Linked DNA regions of Homo sapiens: region 2 is linked to region 1. A link is a loop called in an ENCODE intact Hi-C map of the cell type or tissue named here. Cell type or tissue: chondrocyte. All regions are shown on one strand. Links, peaks and the distances in the headings refer to the core of each region. The heading gives the core; the rest is flanking DNA. Region 1 overlaps LOC124906243 (a long non-coding RNA gene). Region 2 overlaps CACNA2D3 (calcium voltage-gated channel auxiliary subunit alpha2delta 3).

The links. A loop is a pair of places that touch in the nucleus more often than their neighbours do. Peaks named below come from ENCODE experiments on the same cell type or tissue, not always from the same donor. Only the 100,000 strongest peaks of a DNase experiment are listed, where the experiment ranks them.
Region 2: it touches region 1 in a loop (4-fold over the local background); 1 of 110 quality-filtered maps calls a loop at or near these places.

What each region holds. Positions count from the first base shown.
Region 1 is chr3:55,158,579-55,163,958 of GRCh38, reverse strand. The region is part of intron 2 of LOC124906243 (a long non-coding RNA gene); the gene reads left to right. Among named protein-coding and RNA genes, the nearest start is that of LINC02017, 17 kb to the left of the region's middle. RefSeq lists an enhancer at 2,587-3,786. In chondrocyte, for the core only: no CTCF peak of the experiment used is centred there; a DNase peak (open chromatin) is centred at 3,225.
Region 2 is chr3:54,997,067-55,002,446 of GRCh38, reverse strand. All of the region lies in intron 31 of CACNA2D3 (calcium voltage-gated channel auxiliary subunit alpha2delta 3), which reads right to left. Among named protein-coding and RNA genes, the nearest start is that of LRTM1, 72 kb to the right of the region's middle. In chondrocyte, for the core only: CTCF peaks have their summits at 2,840 and 3,041; no DNase peak of the experiment used is centred there.

The DNA of each region.
Region 1 (5,380 bases), core at 158-5,157:
GGTGTGCCAGTGGCAGAAGAAGAGGAAGGCAGGAGGTCTCCCGAATCTTTTGCCAAATACCTTAGCCTAAACTGGAAAATATCTTAGGGTTACTGGATGGACAACAGAGCTGAAAGCTCTATGCGAACCTTAGGAGGCCGATGGACAGCTAAGAAACTGCTTCTTATCCGTCTCTCTCCTTCCAGGATTCAGTCTCTGGTTTCTGGAGTGAGAACTACCATGCTACGTTCCATTGTTTCCTGTCTGAAGCATGTAGTTCACCATCGAATACATAGTCCTTTTCCAGCTGTCCTACTTGTCCAGTCTCAACTCCCATCCCACACATCCCCTCTGTCTGACCACACTGACCATCTGCTGCCTAACACGTCACACATATGCATGACTCCAGGCCTAGACATGGTTTTCCCTCTACTTGCAATGTTCTTCCCCCTTTTCAAGTCCCTACTCATTCTTCAGGATTAAGACCAATGTTACCTCTTCTGTAAGGTTTTCCTAGACAGGATCACTAATTCTAATCATAGAGAAGTCAAGTACTGCACTGAACCCTTTTTATGATTACCTCATTCATTCACTGAATCCTCACTACAATCCAATGAAATAGATTCTACTATAATCCCCATTTTAAGATGAGGAAACCAAGGCTCACAGGAGTTAAGTAAAGCCCAAGGTTACACAGCTAGTTAGGGAGAGAGCCAGTTTCAAGCCCAGCTCTAATTATTCTAGAAGCAAATTCTTCCCCCATGGGTCTCCCAGTGAACTTTATTGACTCTCCCAGTGAACTTTACTTATACTTTGGTTACATCATTTTCCCAGTTTAACTTTCTCTCCCCTACAAGATTAAAAATCAAGTTGGATGTTCGATTTATTTTTATCTCTAATACTTAGCTCACTGCTTGGCCCACAGTAGATACTTGACATAAATGTGAAAAAATGTGTTAATGGAGAAATGAATGAATAGATGAAAGGATAGAAGAGTAGAAGGAAAGAAGGAAGGAAGGAAGGAAGGAAGGAAGAAAGGAAGGAAGGGAGGGAGGGAAGGAATCAAGGAATAAAAATATTTGACTTCCTCAGAGGTACATATTATAAAACAAAGTAGCCTTTTCCAAGTACATCAAACATTATGTTCCATAGAGAAGAATTTTAATGCTGCCTGAAAAAATGTGACTAGATATTCAATACATATTTTATATTGACCCTGGGCCTTATTAATGGCAGGAAATTCAAAGGAAGTCAAGTCTATACTGTATGCACCTACTGCCAGAAATGAGGAGCCTACAAATGTTGGACAAAGCAAAAAACATCTGGGCCTGGCCATGACCTTGAGGAATGGAGATATTATGCTCTCTGAGCTTAGTCTTTTGGCTTGGAATAAAACCAAAACTAAAACCAAAAACCCCACCTCTATGTTCTTCTCATGATTTGAATGCCTTTCCCTTTGCTATGTCCTCCCTGGGAGAAGTCTCATCAACAGACTTCAAACAGGTAATCTTGCAGCTGCTACACATTCAAGTGTTTAGACTACATCTAAACTTGCTTTTTTATAACAACTTGCTTATTAGGGATGCATAAATAGATCTAGAGAAAATGAGAACAGATCTTATCTTTGGGTAAAAATATGTAAGGCACAAAACAGACTCATTAGAGAAGGTTCAGAAGTCAGGGCCTGTGGCTCAGAGTTCAAATTGGCCTGGCCAGAGCAAGCCTCCTCTCAGAACAGATGAGTCAGTGTGGTTATCACTCAGTGTTTTCAAAGCATAGAGGATGCAATCTGAGAGGCAAACGTGAGTTTCCAGATAGGGAGAGAGGAAGAATCAGGATTATGAGTGACATGTTAAAATATAATGTCGTGGTCTGCAAGGCCTAAATGCTTTGGGCAATGTTGTGTCTGGAATTTCTGTGGGACAAACCGTGTCCAGCTGTGAAGTCATTCCTAGTGGGTTTGCGACAAGAGTGTAACTCAGGGCCTTGCCTTGGTGTACCCTAAATGTGGAGAGGCTGACCGCTTGCCTAATTGAAGGCAGATGGGAGGTTGCAAAGCTGGGTAAAGAAGAAGCTTTCTGACATCTGTCTTTGACCCAAAAGGGGATAAACTCAGGCCACGTTTTAAAAAGACCCCCTGAATGATTTACATTTACCAATTCCTATAGATATCTCAGCAAAGATTTTGCTTCAGTGCTAAGTACCTATCCTTGCTTTGAATGGATATCTGAAACTGTTTTCTGTCTTGACTTTGTCCAGTTCCATTTTGGAAGAAGAGACATTTATAAAGTAGACAATGCCCTGTACATACCCCCACATCCTAAATATGAGAAGTAATCACAGCTTCCACGTACGGAGTGTTAATTACATGTGAGAGACTCTGACAAGTGCTTGATAGGACATTGTCTCATTTAGTCTTCACAAGCAACCCTGAGAGGCAGAGGTGCTTGTTCATCTGTTTTATGGATGCGAATAAGGAGACATCCAGTTATTCAGCAGCAGAAACAAGACTTGTATTCAGGACTTGGTTAAAGGCCAAACTCCAGCCATTCTTACAGTAATGCAATTCTCTCCAGCTTTTCACATATTTGTTTAAGTCTCCCCTAGGTTCTAGATGATCAGGGCTGTGTTTTGCCCTTCTTTGGGCATCACACAGTGCAATGTACATACTAACAGCTAAATGCATGATGAAACCTTTTCTTTTTCTTAATGAAAAAGGCAGAATACTAGATTTTTCAGATGGTGAGTGTGATCCATGCATGAAGTGGGACAGAAATGAATCAAGAAAGAAGTTTTGTCAACACAAGAATGAGAGACTCCTGTTTGGGCTTGTTGTTGAAGGTCCCATCTTATATCACAGAGGTCATGAAACTGGGAGCCAAACAAAAGGGCATATGTTGCTGGACGATAGATGTTCTGCTCACTCAGGAACCAAGACCACTTCAAAGTTTGCTTGGCTTGGTGGGAAGCTGTTGCCAAGGAGAAGAGTCCCTGTGTCCCAACTGCCCATAAATATGTCTCCAAACAGCAGGAAGGAGTTGTACAAAATGATTGTAGTAGCTGGAGCAGGGGGGTGGAGACTTGGGAAGTAGATTTGTCTCCTTCCACAGCACTGACTGAGCTAGGAAGCATTCCACATTCCAACTGGCCAAGAAAAACACAGCCCAGCACTGGTAGGGAGGCAGCCATCGGGGAACAGCTGAACCACCATGGTCATCCAGCCTCTCAAAGACTGTCACCGCAAGAGTGAAGCCAGAGCCTGCGGTTTCCTGTCATCCTCTCTGGGACACAGCTCAGTCTTCCAATGACTCATGGCCAGTGGCGTGCAAAGATTTCACGTCCCATCTCCAACAGAGCCCAACCTGTGCAGAGCCACGGCCGTTCCCACTGCTTCTTCCTCATGGGTTGCTTAATGAGGGGATTAATGATGACCAGGATGTGAGTGGACGTCTTCACATAAGCAGCCCGGCTGTAAAACTGGCCGTGCACAGGCAAGCAAAAACAAAGCGGGGGGGGGGTAACACTCAGCAGCACTGCACCAAGGCTTCTGTGTCTCAAGTCTTCTGGTCATGTGGGGAGAGGAGAGGAAACTGAAATTTATTAACTTCAGGCCTCTAGAGAGATGGTGAGGCTCAGTGGTTAAGAGTGTGGGTGTCAGATTGCATCCGGCTTCATCACTTCCTATTGGCTTAGTGATCTTGGGAAGTTCCTCAGCCCCTCTGAACCTCAATCTTTTCATTCAGAAAAAGGGAATGATAGTAGTCTCTACTGCATTAAGTGGTTTCGAAGATCAAATGGAGATTTATAAATGTAAAGTTTGGTAAATGTTAGCTTTTGTCGTTGTTATTTTTACCACCATTGATACTCAAGTTTAGTTGGTGATGGGAGCTGAAGAACAGTGGAAATTACTTCTGAAGGAATTAATACCAATTATAGAGTAAATGCTTTGTGGAAGTTGAACACTGGACTTCAGTTATTAATTGGAAGAGAGCCTTGCTCCTAATACCGGCTGTGTTCTGTGAATGATTAAGCCTAAAGACCTTTTGGGATCTGTGGTAACTCAGGAATAGACTGGCCAGGGTGACAGTCTCACTTCCCACTTGGAAACACTATTAATAATCCAACCCCCAACCATACCCAAGCTTGCTCTTCAGTTCTACCAAAATGTATTGAAGGCTCGTCACATGCCAGGCACTACTGGCATGGTGGGGAGGTGGGGGCATGAATATAACAGAGAGGTGTAACACATGGGCCCTGTATTCAAGACATGAACAGGTGAGATGAATATATGTACACTCAAGTAACTACCATGCAGCAAATCATTGCTCCAGTGCCGAAACAAACTACATGCAAGGCACATGGGGAGAGACTGATTCTGAGTGGGAATATCTGTGAAGTCTTCTTGGAGGATATGTGTTTTGAGATGAACCTCAAATGTCGATGTGAAGAGGAGGTAAACAATGTAGATAAAGGGATCATCTTTTGCAACAGTAGTAGCCTAGAGTAGACTAAAGGAATAAACTGGAAGATAAAGTTGAGGAGGTTGGAGAAGACCATATTCTGCAGAGTTTTGATGGTCAGGCTGAAAGATTCGGATTTTGTTATTTATATTGGGAGACAATATGCCTTGGGAATAGAAGCTCAGGCATTGACTCTGAAATGTATTTGAGTCATGGCTATACTTTGTGCACATGGTGTGACCTGAGAAAAACATTTCACCCTCTGGACCACAGTCTCCCCACTAGAAAGAAGGGCTCACAGCAGTGGTTCACTCACAGGACTGTGGATGTGCACAGGCTGCTCAGCACTGTTCCTCGGCATGGTACAGTCTTATAAATATTAGCCATTGCTGTCATCATCAGCAATCAAGAGGCTGTTGCAATAGCTTAGGGAGAAATGGTGAGCATCTGGGGTAGGACAGTGCCAAGCAAAAAGGAGGAATGCATGCACCTTTCAGAGGCAGAATAGGGAAGTGAATAGGGCTATTGGGCATGAGAAGTGAGAAGGGAGCAAGGATGACTTAAGGATTTGAACCTGGAGACCAGGAGTTTTGAAATGGTGTTACCAAGTTCAGGTCATGGAAAATGTCTCAGTTTGGGCTGTATTGAATCAAAGGTGGCTGGTAAATCCTTCAGATTGGTCTTTTTCCTGGGGATTTCAAAGGCAAATATCCAAATTTCAGTAGAATTTTTAGGACAAGAGACTTAGACTGGAGGATCATGCCTTTAGAAGTGAAAGTCAAGCCTTTGGAATGATAAATGGTCCTGAAAGGGTCTTTAAGAGCAATAATGTTGCTGGGAAATGGACATTATTAAATGTCTATTTATAAGAGAGGATAGAGGAAAAAAAATGGAAGACTACTAGGCAGTTACTATGTTTCTAAAACCAAGTGATGGATGTG
Region 2 (5,380 bases), core at 252-5,251, 160 kb after region 1:
TGACTGGCCCGCCAGGCCACCATCTCCATCCTCACTCAGGAGATTTCTACAGGTACCCCTGCAAGGGCTTTCTAGCATTTGGCAAGAATTGGTATTGACTTATCCTTTTCCCACTGCCCAATGCTGTCTCTACACCTAAAACATGTGCCAGAGCCAGGTGAGAGGCAGCATGGGGTTGAGAGGAATGTGCATGTGCTTGGAGTCTCATAGCCATGGATGCAGGATGGCCATGGTTTCAAAAGTTGGTCCTGTCGTATATACAGGGTACATTCTTTTTTTTTTTTTTTTTGATATGGAGTCTCACTCTCTGTCACCCAAGCTGGAGTGCAATGGCATGGTCTTGGCTCACTGCAACCTCTGCCTCCCAGGTTCAAGCGATTCTCCCACTTCAGCCTCCCGAGTAGTTGGGACTACAGGCACATGCCACTACACCCAACTAATTTTGTATTTTTAGTAGAGATGGGGTTTCACTATGTTGGCCAGGCTGGTCTCGAACTCCTGACCTTGTGATCCACCTGCCTCAGCCTCCCAAAATGCTGGGATTATGGGCGTGAGCCACCGCGCTCGGCCTCCAGGGTGCATTCTTGAGCAGCTTGCTGGTACTCTTCAAAGGCTTCGTTTCCTGACTTATTAAACAATTACAGAGATGTTCTGAGATCTAAATAACCAGCTGTGTAGAAGTACACTGAAATATGCTCTAAGTGTGCCAACGTTGTTAAGATCCTTACAACAGAAGACTGATTTTATTCTTTGTTAGAGTTCGGGCTCTTAAAGCTGCACTGTTCCCAAAGGCTCAAGAGAAGGCAATGTGACATAGTGAAAATGCCATCTTTGAAGTCAGTAATACCTGAGCTCAAATCCTAACTCATCCACTTACAACAATGTCTTTTTAACCCTCTTGGTGCCTCAGTTTCCTATCTGTGAAATGGTGAGAATAATGACTACCTTATAGGGTGGTCATAGGGTTAAAGAAGGTTATCTATGTGTTGCATTCAGCACAGTGCCTGCTAGAGAGGAAGTATTCCAACAGGAGGCAGAGCTATAGCTGCTGTTATAAGTATTGGTATCTTTTCATTGCCACTACCAATTAATGGGCTGGTGTTTAAAGGAATGGGAATTGACACAGGCATTACCCAGCTGGCTGAAAGATGAACAAGGCTCCCGGTTTTCTTAGCTCATTGGCATAGACAATGCAGAGGAAAATCCATGCTTGCTACTGCAATACAAGGACACCATCAGAAGCTGTGCTGGTGTTACCAAGCGATGATGCAGGAACTTCTGTCCATGGGCTTCTTAGCGGAAGGCAATGATAACAACAGCTGATGTGTACTGAACTCTGTTTAGCAACCATAAGCGAGGTACTCCTCTAAACACATCCCTATAAGATAGATTATAATCATCTCCATTTTACAGAGGGGAAAACCAAGTCTTAGCCAGCCTAAATAAATATGCCCAAGTTCACATAGATCATTGGTGATAGAGCCAGATTTAGTAGGGGGCCAAGCTGAATCCACCACCTTTTGCTCTCTGCTCAGAAGCAGGCTCTGACAGATTCTAAGAAATGCTTAGGCTTCAGACCTGTTCCCCAGCCCAGGGTCTTATTGGAATGTCACAAAAAATGCTGCCCAAGATAACCAATGTCCAGAATCAACTTTCAACCCAAGCTGAAGGGCTGATGAGTCACCAGGCCAGACTGGAACAGCTGGCTGCACTTGTGAATACTTCTTACCATGGTAACCACTCTGACAGATGGCAGGAAACTCAGGATTCTCCTTGGATCATTTTCAAAGGCTCTAGTTTACATGTTGGGGCTAAACTAAATTGCTCTGGGGCAGCCCCCAGGCCAAGGTTCCTTTTATTTATTTATTTATTTTTAAATATTACTTTAAGTTATAGTATACATGCGCAGAACAAGCAGGTTTGTTCCATAGGAATACATGTGCCATGGTGGTTTCCTGTACCTATCAACCCATCATCTAGGTTTTAAGCCCCATGTGAATTAGATATTTGTCCTAACACTCTCCCTCCCCTTGTTCCCCACTCCTCTATTTCAAAAGGAGGCTTTCCTGATACTATTGCCATTGACGAGGTTACAAAATAAGCCTTCCCTGTCTTCTCCACACTTGGACAGCTTTAACTAGATATTGCAGCAGGAGACTTCCAGATTATTACCCTTTTTGAAGTGACTTTGTTACTGTTTTAAATAACTCCATTTTGCGGCTACCTGTATCCTGTTCGGCTGATTACAGTTAAAGAACATGATAATTGCCTGCTTTCATTTGACTCTAAAATCAGCTCTGAGAATCATGCCCAGCCCAAGACTGGTGCTGTGTGCAGCTGCACTCAGCAGTGGGGGTGTATTCTTATTACAGATAACATGCCTTAATCCCCATGACATCACCACCAGGCTACTCCAACCAACCTTATCATTAGCATCGCTGTGTGCCCACATGGATGGTGGAACTTTGAAACTTTAAACTTTGACAGAAGGCAGATACGGCCTCTGAAGAAACAACTCAAAGCAATACAAACAAAGCCTGGTAGCCCTGCACCCATGCTGGGTAGAGCCTTGGATGACAAACTCATGACATTAAGACATGTTTAAAGCCATTTTGCTGATACTGTTCTTTCTTTTCCAACTAGACAAAAATCCTGACCAAGAAAAATATTTGCTCTAAGAATTAGCAGGCTGCATTTTAACAGCATAAGCTCAGCTAATTTAGGCTGGCTAATTTAGGGGTGGTTAGCAACTGTGGGGCTCAACATTTATTAAACACCTACTATGTACCGTGAGGCCAGGTAATTTTCCTGTAATGATTCATCAAATTAGCTCACTTTGGCTAAACAACTGGCCTAAAAACAATCTTGAAACAGCTTAATGTCTGCAAATACAGCCCTAAAAACAGGACAAGGGAGGCATTAGACATAGAGACCTATCATGGGACATAATTAAGCAATTCCGAATTGAAAAGTCTGAGAAGCAAAATGACTCACTAAGGTAGCATGTAAAAATATGTCTTCTTTGTTGCGCTATAAAATGTGTCCTCTGGGGGCAGCTTTCAACTTGCAATTGAAAAGGCATGGGGGAGGAACATAGGAAATTCTTAACAAAGAGACCGTCGCCATGGGAAGCCCTTACTCATTCTTACATCTCAGAAAGCCAGGAAAGTAGAAGGCTCAACCTGTTGATAGGAGTGCTAATAGAAGATTCAAAATGTGCTCTCCCTTCTCTCCTGCTCGTATCAGTCATCATCTCATCCCACAGCAACTTCTTGCAGAGATGGCACTGTTCTTTAAGATTGGTGCAGTGTCTCTAACACAGCAGAGGCAGTGAATTTACAAAACCCTGGTCCTACTGCCTTTGAGCCCTCCAACTGGAAATTAGTTAAACAACTTTAGCTGGCCGGGCGCGGTGGCTCACGCCTGTAATCCCAGCACTTTGGGAGGCCAAGGCGGGCGGATCATGAGGTCAGGAGATCGAGACCATCCTGGCTAAAATAGTGAAACCCCGTCTCTACTAAAAATATAAAAAATTAGCCGGGCATGGTAGCAGGTGCCTGTAGTCCCAGCTACTCGGGAGGCTTAGGCAGGAGAATGGCGTGAACCCTGGAGACGGAGCTTTCAGTGAGCTGAGACCACGCCACTGCACTCCAGCCTGGGCGACAGAGCAAGACTCCATCTCAAAAAACAAAACAAAACAAAACAAAACAAAACAAAACAAAACAAAACAAAAACCAACTTTAGCTAATGAGCACCCATCATTAGCCAAGAATAAACCACACAGGCTATCAGGACCTCCCAGGGTTCACTGCTGAACACTGAATGGGGAGCAACAAGAAAGCGTCACTCATTTGGTGGATTAAGCAGAGGGTCTGTTGGCACCAAATCAACACCTTTCATCAACAGGTGCTGATAATATAAAGAGAAACAAAATTGTAGATACTGAGATATTAATCCCATCAGCATCTTACCCAGGTAAGAAGAACAGTAACCATAAGAATTAATTGATTAAAGGCCAGGTGTGGTGGCTCACGCCTGTAATCCCACAACTTTGAGAAGCCAAGGTGGGCCGATCACTTGAGGTCAGGAGTTCAAGACTAGCCTGGCCAACATGGCAAAACCCCATCTCTATTAAAAATACAAATTAGCCTGGCGTGGTGGCACGCACCTGTAGTCCCAGCTACTCGGCAGGCTAAGACATGAGAATTGCTTGAACCCAGGAGGCGGAGGTGGCAGTGAACTGAGATTTGTGCCACCGCACTCCAGCCTGGGCATGGGCAATAGAGCAAGACTCCATCTCAAAAAAAAAAAAAAAAAAAGAATTAATTGATTACTTTCTGTCAGCAGTGTTGACATTATCTCTGATGGTCATATTTTATATAAGGGGAAACTAAGTCTCAGACAGATGAAGTCACAGGTCCAAGATTATCAGCACGCTAGTAATCAAAGGGGCTGGATTATTAGTCCAGGTCTCATAGTTTAAAGCTGCACACTTAAACTGCTTCCCAAACATGAATTCCCAAGGGATATCTTGCTCCTTAGGGATCTCATGGGCCTCTGATGAGGCCTCATCGAAGAATCTGGAAAATTGGATGTAAACTCACTCTCAATTCCTAAGGCATACACATTGGCATTTGTTTAAAACAGTGATTCTCAACGTTGGCTGCCCTTTGGAATCACCTGGGGAACTTCAAATAAATTTTCTTTCCTTTTCTTTTCTCTTTTGAGATGGGGTATTGTTCTGTCACCCAGGCTTCAGTGCAGTGGCACATAGCTCACTGTAGCCTTCAACTCCTCAGTTCAAGCGATCCTCCTGCCTCAGCCTCCTGGATAGCTAGGACTACAGGTGCATGTCACCATATCTAGTTAATTTTTTTCTTTTTTTTTGGGTGGGGGTGGGTAGAGATGAGGTTTCACGTGCTGGATGTGGTTGCCCAAGCTGGTCTCGAACTCCTGAGCTCAAGCACTTCCCCCACCTAGGCCTCCCAAAGTGCTGGGATTACAGGCATCAGTCACTGAGCCGGGCCAAAGTAATTTTATATACATGATGATACCTAGCATCTCACCTCCTATCTGCAATATTTCATTAGTCTGGGGTGGGGCTATTTTTTAAGCTCCCTAAGGAATTCTAATGTGCAAACAGGTTTGACAGCCATGAATTTTAGAATGTGATATACCTCACTTGCATTTTCTTGTGTTGTTTCTTCCCCTCTCACCTTAACTGTAAGTAGCTTGCAGGCAGGAACTGGACTTTATTTATTTTATTTTTTGTTTTGTTATACTTTAAGTTCTGGGATACATGTGCAGAATGTGCAGGTTTGTTACCTAGGTATACATGTGCCATGGTGGTTTGCTACACCCATCAACCCATCATCTACAT